2 separate regions of the Homo sapiens genome follow, and region 1 is linked to region 2. Evidence: chromatin contacts called from ENCODE POLR2A ChIA-PET data. All regions are on one chromosome and are shown on one strand. Each heading gives the region's core, a stretch centred on a gene start or an enhancer-like site at or near the end of the contact. The rest is flanking DNA. Distances are from core to core; before and after follow the strand shown. Region 1 holds the start of THRIL (TNF and HNRNPL related immunoregulatory long non-coding RNA). Region 2 overlaps NCOR2 (nuclear receptor corepressor 2).

What was found. ChIA-PET counts read pairs that join two places held with the same protein, here RNA polymerase II (POLR2A).
Region 1: POLR2A ChIA-PET joins it to region 2 with 10 read pairs in activated naive CD4-positive, alpha-beta T cell. The contact joins the promoter of THRIL here to the enhancer-like site in region 2. POLR2A ChIA-PET finds 5 or more read pairs at or near these places in 2 of 52 experiments (RWPE1 and activated naive CD4-positive, alpha-beta T cell).

The regions. Positions count from the first base shown.
Region 1 is chr12:125,025,594-125,029,377 of GRCh38, reverse strand. THRIL (TNF and HNRNPL related immunoregulatory long non-coding RNA) reads left to right here and starts at 1,955. Exons shown (of 1, transcript NR_110375.1): 1 at 1,955-3,784. BRI3BP (BRI3 binding protein) reads right to left here. Exons shown (of 3, transcript NM_080626.6): 3 at 1-3,784.
Region 2 is chr12:124,383,625-124,387,379 of GRCh38, reverse strand. NCOR2 (nuclear receptor corepressor 2) reads left to right here. Exons shown (of 49, transcript NM_006312.6): 19 at 1,493-1,635. Among named protein-coding and RNA genes, the nearest start is that of MIR6880, 48 kb to the right of the region's middle. RefSeq lists enhancers at 305-1,039, 1,040-1,776, 1,777-2,512, 2,513-3,249. Within about 2 kb of position 1,704, at least 12 of the 41 ENCODE cell types and tissues checked have a DNase peak (open chromatin) inside an H3K27ac peak, as active enhancers do.

The DNA.
Region 1 (3,784 bases), core at 706-3,205, 640 kb before region 2:
TTTTTTTTTTTTTTTTTGTATTTTTTGGTAGAGACGGGATTTCACTATGTTGGCCAGGCTGGTCTCGAACTCCCGACCGCAAGTGATCCACCCGCCTTGGCCTCCCAAAGTGCTGGGATTACAAGCTTGAGCCACTGCACCCAGCCTGGAAAGTATATTTATGAAAGGTTTGCACTCCACAAAAGCATCTTTGCTAGGGTGTCAAGGAAGAGATCACTAAACCAACCCCAACACATCCATACAATTCCAGCAATCTAGAGAGGGCTGGTCCTTTTCCTTTTCTGGATTATTTTCTGTTCTCAGTAAAACAAGTATTTACTGTGATACTGAAACACTGGGAAATTAACACTGATTAAGATATTTTAAACACTGAGTCTTAATTATAACAGAACCAGTTTTCATCAGAATGCTTTTACGTCACATTCAGTGAAGTGTTACGCTAATATATTCTACAGCCCTGAAGATAGAAAAAAGGTTTCTCTCCAGGTATGAGATATGGTACAAAAATACATTTTTCCACATACAAAAGAGAGAAAAAAACAAAGACATGTGGCGGGTGGCGAGGGGAGGCCCAATCCCAACACCCTACAAGGTTCCATGGAATGGAGAAGGAACAAAAAAATCCCCAATTATTTTGGGGTAAGATGTGCCCCAGAAAAGGTGAAATCTATGCAATAAAACCCAGGTTTTCTTCAAATCTAGCATCTAGGATTTCTATCAGAGTTTCAAATAATCAGAATTTCTATCAGAATTTCTACCCTGAGGTGACACCTACTAACTGTAGGTTCTTTCATTAAAAATGAAGACATCTTTCACCAGAATGTATCAAGCTATAAAACTGGCTTCAGAGCCTACACTTAGCCAGAGTGGAAAAAAAAAATAGTGCATATTTTCGACAGCAATTTTGAATTGATGCTTGAGGTCTCAATCCACCAGCACCCAGATATCATGTTACCTCCCTCAGTTGAATACAAGTTAAAATGATGATCTTATCGAGATCTCAATAGAGCACAGTGCCCTTCATGTTTCGGGTAAGAGGGTGGGAGGAGGAATGAAGCGGGTATTACACCCAGCCCAGTGACAGCTTAAGCCTTAACATGCGGGCATCTTACAATGACCATAAACAAGGGAGGGGCCAAGGCAGGGCTGGCGATCATTAGCTTTGCGCACAGAATGCCATGTTTTCCCCTGGCCAACATAAGCAAAGCTGTTTTAGTACCTAAACGTGGTATAGCCAAATGCACAAAAGGAAAGAAGATAGAGATGACCTCCCGAGTTATTTATACCTTGTGCTAAAATAGATTCATCTACAAGTATCTAAATGACAAAACTAGAATGATTTCAACCCAGTAATCCTGTGTTCCAATGTGCATGGATAAAGATTTGATCTAGGCCCAGCGCGGTGGCTCACGCCTGTAATCCCAGCACTTTGGGAGGCCGAGGCGGGCGGATCACGAGGTCAGGAGATCGAGACCATCCTGGCTAACACGGTGAAACCCCGTCTCTACTAAAAATATAAAAAATTAGCCGGGCATGATGGTGGGCGCCTGTAGTCCCGGCTACTTGGGAGGCTGAGGTAGGAGAATGGCGTGAACCCAGGAGGCGGAGCTTGCAGTGAGCCGAGATGGTGCCACTGCACTCCAGCCTGGTTGACAGTGAGACTCCATCTCAAAAAAAAAAAGATTCGATCCAGCAAATAATTTTTTTTGAGACGGAGTCTCACTCTGTTGCTGAGGCTAGAGTGTGGTGGTATGATCTCAGCTGACTGCAACCTCCGCCTCCCATGTTCAAGCGATTCTCCAGCCTCAGCCTCCCAAGTAGCTGGGATCACAGGCGCCCACCACCAGGCCTGGCTAATTTTTGTATTTTTAGTAGAGACGGGGTTTCACTCTGTTGGCCGGGCTGGTCTCAAACTCCTGACCTCAGGTGATCCACCTGCCTTGGCCTCCCAAAGTGTTGGGATTATAGGGGTGAGCCACCCTGCCCAGCCTGCTCCAGCAAATCTTAAATATCCATGCACACTGAATAAACATGCACCTGAAACAGGTGCACGTTTCAGGAAGTGAATGGAACTCTCCAGGAGAGTTTGGGTCCCATCATGTGTACCTTAGAAACAGAAGTCTCAAAAGTCTCAACAACATCCACAAAAACATCTGCATCTGTTTTCCAGATACTTGCAACCAAAAATAAAACTTCACAGGAACACTACACAAGAAGTGGTAGACAGCTAAATCTTCTCCAAACTGAGACCTGGACCATAAGGTCTTGGTTGTAGCAGGTCTGGCAGGGGTTATCTATAAACCTGCACGCAGGGCACTGTGAGCGGGTTGCCAGGGTACATCTGTGGCCAGGTAAGGGCCACAGAGACAGTCGTGATCCCCAGCAGCTTCAAAGCTGCAAAATGCTGGGCTTTTTTTTTTTTTTTTAAGATGAAGTCTTGCTCTGTTGCCTAGGCTGGAGTGCAGTGGCGTGATCTCGGCTCACCGCAACCTCCACCTCCCAGGTTCAAGCAATTCTCCTGCCTCAGCCTCCTGAGTAGCTGGACTACAGGCACCCACCACCATGCCTGACTAATTTTTGTATTTTTAGTAGAGACGGGGGTTTCACCATGTTGGCCAGGCTGGTCTTGAACTCCTGACCTCAGGTGATCCATACTCCTCGGCCTCCCAAAGCGCTGGGATTACAGGCATCAGCCACTGCGCCTGGCCTAGGGCTTTCTTTTTTAAAAAACAAGTCCTAACAAAAGGGGGTTTCTACCAGCCCCTGAGCCACACCTTCTGAAACTCCCTTGCCCAGGATCCCCACAGCTGTCCACCTCGCAAGTCCCACTCTCTGCCCACAGAGACTGCCTAAAAGGAGGACACAACAGATTTCAGATAAAAAGCACCTGTGTATCGTAAATATTTCAGGAAAAAGAATTCAGATCTTTTCAAAGGCTTGCTTATTGCTGCTAATTGTTCCTGAGGATCTTTCTAAGCAGCAATATACTTGAGAATATTAGCTGCTACTGTTTGTTTTCCCTCTAAGGTCCTGAGGAAATCAAAAGAAAAAAAAAAAAACCCTCAAGGGTATAGCTTTTGTATATAGCCCTAGTGAGCAAACTGCAAATTGGGACATGCAGTAGATTCTGGAGCAATCTCCAATCCTTACCAGGTACTTCCTGGCATCAAATCCCCAGGACATTTCTTGGCCCCTCCTTGCATTTTCCGTTTCAAAATGTTGAGGTTAAAATACATCGAAGCACAGAGGGAAGAAAATCTCAGGTCTTCTAGAAATGGCGATGTCTTCATTTAAAAATAGGACTGATGGGGGCTTGGCAGGGGTCTCTAGGATCCAAAAGAGGTTGAGTTGCATCCTGCAGCCCAACTGTCCACATTTAGAAGTGACAACATTCATGAACTAAGTCAACATCCACCAAAAATAACATGAAATAAAGCTCACAGTTTGGGAACATGAAAATAACGCACACAGACCTCACCCACCAATCCCTAAGCTGTGAAAACAAACGCTCGCATTTAAACTTTTCTCAAATGTCAAATTAGCATATTCTTCCCCTCCATGTAAAGTTTTAATAAACTTGACTCAATCTGCCTTTATTAAAAAACCTTACAAAAGATGTATTTAAATGCTTGAAAAAATTAACTTTATGCTCTATGCACAGATAAATTTCTCTTACTGTACAACTAAATATGGTTATATCCTTTGTTTAAAAAATATTTTTTCCCCCACTAATTACACTTCGTGTGTAGTTCCACGTCAATGATCTTTCCGCTCTTCTGGGAAT
Region 2 (3,755 bases), core at 455-2,954:
GTCTTTGAAGGGCTTTGCAAACTCTGTGTGTCAGTTAGCCGTGCCACGGGCTGATGTGTTGATGTTTCTGCTGCTGTTGTTTTATTTGCATTAGAGCCTTGTGTGTAGCAGGCAGGCAGCCAGCACGTGGGTGGGTGGGTGGGTGGATGAATGAATGAATGAATGAATGAATGAATGAATGAAAATACCAACACAGACGGCTGCCCCTCAGCTCCCCAACCTCTGAACAATTTTAGCTGGAGCTTGGCTTGCAGCTTGATTTTATTCAAGGAAAATGGTTAAAACCTTCATTATGGGAAATCCTTCATTAAAGTCCTTACAAGTGGAGCTCCAGCTCAGAGAGGCTGCCATGTCCCGAGCTACGTGATTCAGCCTTGGGGCCTGCTGCCCTGGAGGGGCACCCTCTTGCCGCACAGACCCCTAGGTCAGGAGCACTCCCTGTCTCTCCCACAGCCCTGGGAAAGTGGGCAGGCCCTACCTGCATGGACTGGCTGGGCCACACAAGGTCACGCCGCTGGAGACACAGGCATAAATATAGAGCTGCCTGGCCTGTGCCTGTGTGTGCCGCAGCTCGCCGGGCAGACAGGCCGAGACCGGGGGCTTGGCTTCCCAGGCACTGCCTCCGGTGCAGCAGGGGCTGTGTTTCTGCCGAGCCTGGTGTTTGTGGCCTTGAAACTAGAACCTGGGGGGCGGCATGCTCTGGTTCTGGCCTGAGACCTAGTGATGGAGGGAGCTTTTTCTGCCGATTCCTGGAGGGTCTCTTCCCACAGCAGGAGGTCTGTGAGGCTGAGAGAACCTCCTGGTTGTGCGGGTTGGGGTTTGGGAGCAAATTCCAGCTGCGCAACCAAGCCTGGTGGGCCCCGAGTCCTGAGTGGGCCTTTAGGTGCCCTTAGGGAGTTTGGGCCCTGGAGGTGCCCCAGTTAACCTGGGCCTGGAGGCTCCTGGCCCCAGCTCATCCCCACCCTGACTTCCACCCTCCCATCCCCTGCTCACCACGTCCCTTCCTTTCGCTGGGCCGGTGTGGCCGGAAAACAACCCGTCTCCCGAGGCCTCGCCTGCAGCTGTGAGCGAGTGTCAGGGCTGGGTCACGTAGGCCAGGCCCTCCGCCCAGCAGGAGAGGTGGGGCCTGGGCAGAGGCTGTGCGTTCTGGATATTCACAGCCCTCCGCCCCCAGACTCCCGCGCAGTGGCCTCGGTGGGACTTCACCTGTCGCTTTTGGCTCCTCCAGCCCAGGCCTTTCCCATGCATCCTGGCCTGGAGTCAAGTGACTGAGAAACCAGACCCCAGAGGCCAGGACTGCCACCCTCTAGTACCTTCCCCGCTAGGGGACACGTGGCCCATCACTGTCTCTTCTTCCAGAGGTCCTGGGCCTGAGCAGGGAGCCCCAGGCTGGGTTTCTGCTCCAGGCCCGTTTGCCGCCCAGGCCATGGATGCAGGCCCCCTCTGCGTGCCGGGCCTGGCCTCTTCTCACTGCCCTCCTCTCCTGAGACAGGTCTCCTGGAACACGGCCGCAACTGGTCGGCCATCGCCCGGATGGTGGGCTCCAAGACTGTGTCGCAGTGTAAGAACTTCTACTTCAACTACAAGAAGAGGCAGAACCTCGATGAGATCTTGCAGCAGCACAAGCTGAAGATGGTGAGCCCCCAGTCACGCTGCACCGCGCCTCTGGGAAGCTGGGAGAGGAGCCCAGACTGCCTCAGGAGATGTCTCTGCACCCCAGGAGGCATGGGCCAGGGAGGGGCTATTATGCCGCCTTGTTAGAACTCAGCTTCTGGGGGTTCAAGCCCGGGAGTACCCCGAGATGGCTGCAGGCGGCAATGCTGCTATGAGTGTCCCTGCCTTGGAGACGGGCCGGGCCAGGCTGCCCTCCACCCCCACCCTGCACCCCACTCCTCTCAGACAGACACCTCTGGGGGCCCTCAGCCCTGTCTCACGGTGTGGGGGAAGGAGCGCGGTGGACCAGACTGACTCAGCCAGGAATTCGGGCTGTCAGCGCGTTGGAATGAGGACCCGGAGGCAAATGGGTCCTGAGCGAGTGGCTCCCCTGCCCCATTTGACCTCACAGCTTTAGGGCTGCCGTGGTTGGGGAGGGACAGGTCTGGGGGGGCGGGGGCGGACGTCTCAGCCCCAGCATCCTGGAGGGCTTGAGGCAGGCCACGGGAGGCTGAGACCCTTCCCTCCTCCACAAGCACAGAAGGTGCAGGCTCGCCTCGCCAGCGTGTAAATGGCCTCTGAGGAGCAGCCGCTTCTTCCACAGCTGTTTCTGGGAATTGAGGAGCATTTTGGGGAGACCTCTGCTGCCTTCCCTCTCTCCTTCCCTTCCTCCTCCTTCCCTTCCTCCCTCCTTTCTCCCTCTTTGACACACTTGCCAAGCATTGTCCCCTTTTTGGAGCTGGGGAAACTGAGGCTTAGCCAGGCTCATGTGCGACTGAATTGCGATATGCACCCACAGTTATGAGATCAGCACCCACGCTCTTCATCGCTAGGCTGCGTGTTTCCTCATCGATACAGAAGCACTGAGGGAGGGGTTGCATAGCTCCCCTCCCCCAGGACTACTCCTCCCCCCGCCACTCCCAAACCATGACATCGGGCTGCCTTGTGCCTGGGTGTAAAGTGTGTGCAGTGGGTTCCGGGCAGGCCATGCTGAATTGCTCCCTCAGTGCAACCTGCTGAGGCCCAGAGAGGGTGAGCAGGCTGTGAGGTCACACAGCCTGCAGTGGGAGGACCAGGTATAGCCTCCCCCTGTTTGAACTCCGCCCAAGCACTGTGCAGAATTTAAGGACATCCTTCCACCCTCCCGAGTGGGTTCTTAGTGAGTCATGTGTGCGCGCGGCCGCTGGTGGCTCCGGGACCGAGGGGCCACGGTCCCACGGCCCTGTGGTCAGGGCTGAGATCCACCCTCTGGCCTCAGGGAGGCCCCTCCCCATCACTTCCAGTTAAGCAGTGCCCCGCGTGCCCTCCACATTGGCCCCTGGGATTTGTCCCCAGAGCTCAGGGCTTCAGGCAGCGCCTTTTCCTTCTGGATGCTTCGGGCCTTCTGGTTGGGTGTGGAGGAAGGCACCGCATCTGGCTGAATGTGCAGAACCCCGTCCCTAACACTTGCTGAAGTCCCTTGTGGCAAAGAGGGCCTGAGCCAGAGCAGCCTGGGGGCGCAGAAGGGGGCCTGGGCCGGGGGATGTTGTGGGCCATTGATTCTGTCAGCCAGGTCAGGAGTCTGAGGTGGTTCATCCAGGATGACTTGGGGGCAGGGCTTTGGCCCTGAGCATCTCCCCAGGAACAAAAAGGGCCTCCTGCTTTCTCCCCAGCTGTCCTTTCACTTTCTCTCTCCTCCCCCCGCCTCCCCTCTCTGGGGCTCCCTCCGCCTGTCCCCCTCACCCCACGACCATGGACGTCTCCCCCCGCTGCAGCCTGCTGCCACACAGCCTGGCTTTCCAGGCTTCCGCAGGGTGTGGCCCCACTGTACCCCTAGAGACTCCAAAACCTGAGAGTGGCTTGGAGGACCAGAGACCCCAGCACGGTGAACCATCCCATTAGGCCCAGGGCGAGACTGGGGTCAAGGCCCAGCTTGTGGATTTGGGCACCCCTGTGACCTTGGGCAGTGAATTCAGCCTTCTAAGCCTCAGTTTCCCCATCTGTAAGGTAGGAGAATAACAGTTGTTATCCAAGAGGTCCTATGAGGAGTGAACGAGTGATTACCTGTGAGGTCCTTAGTGCCTGCCAGAGGGGCAGCGCTCCGGGAGGGCGACGTGCCCTAG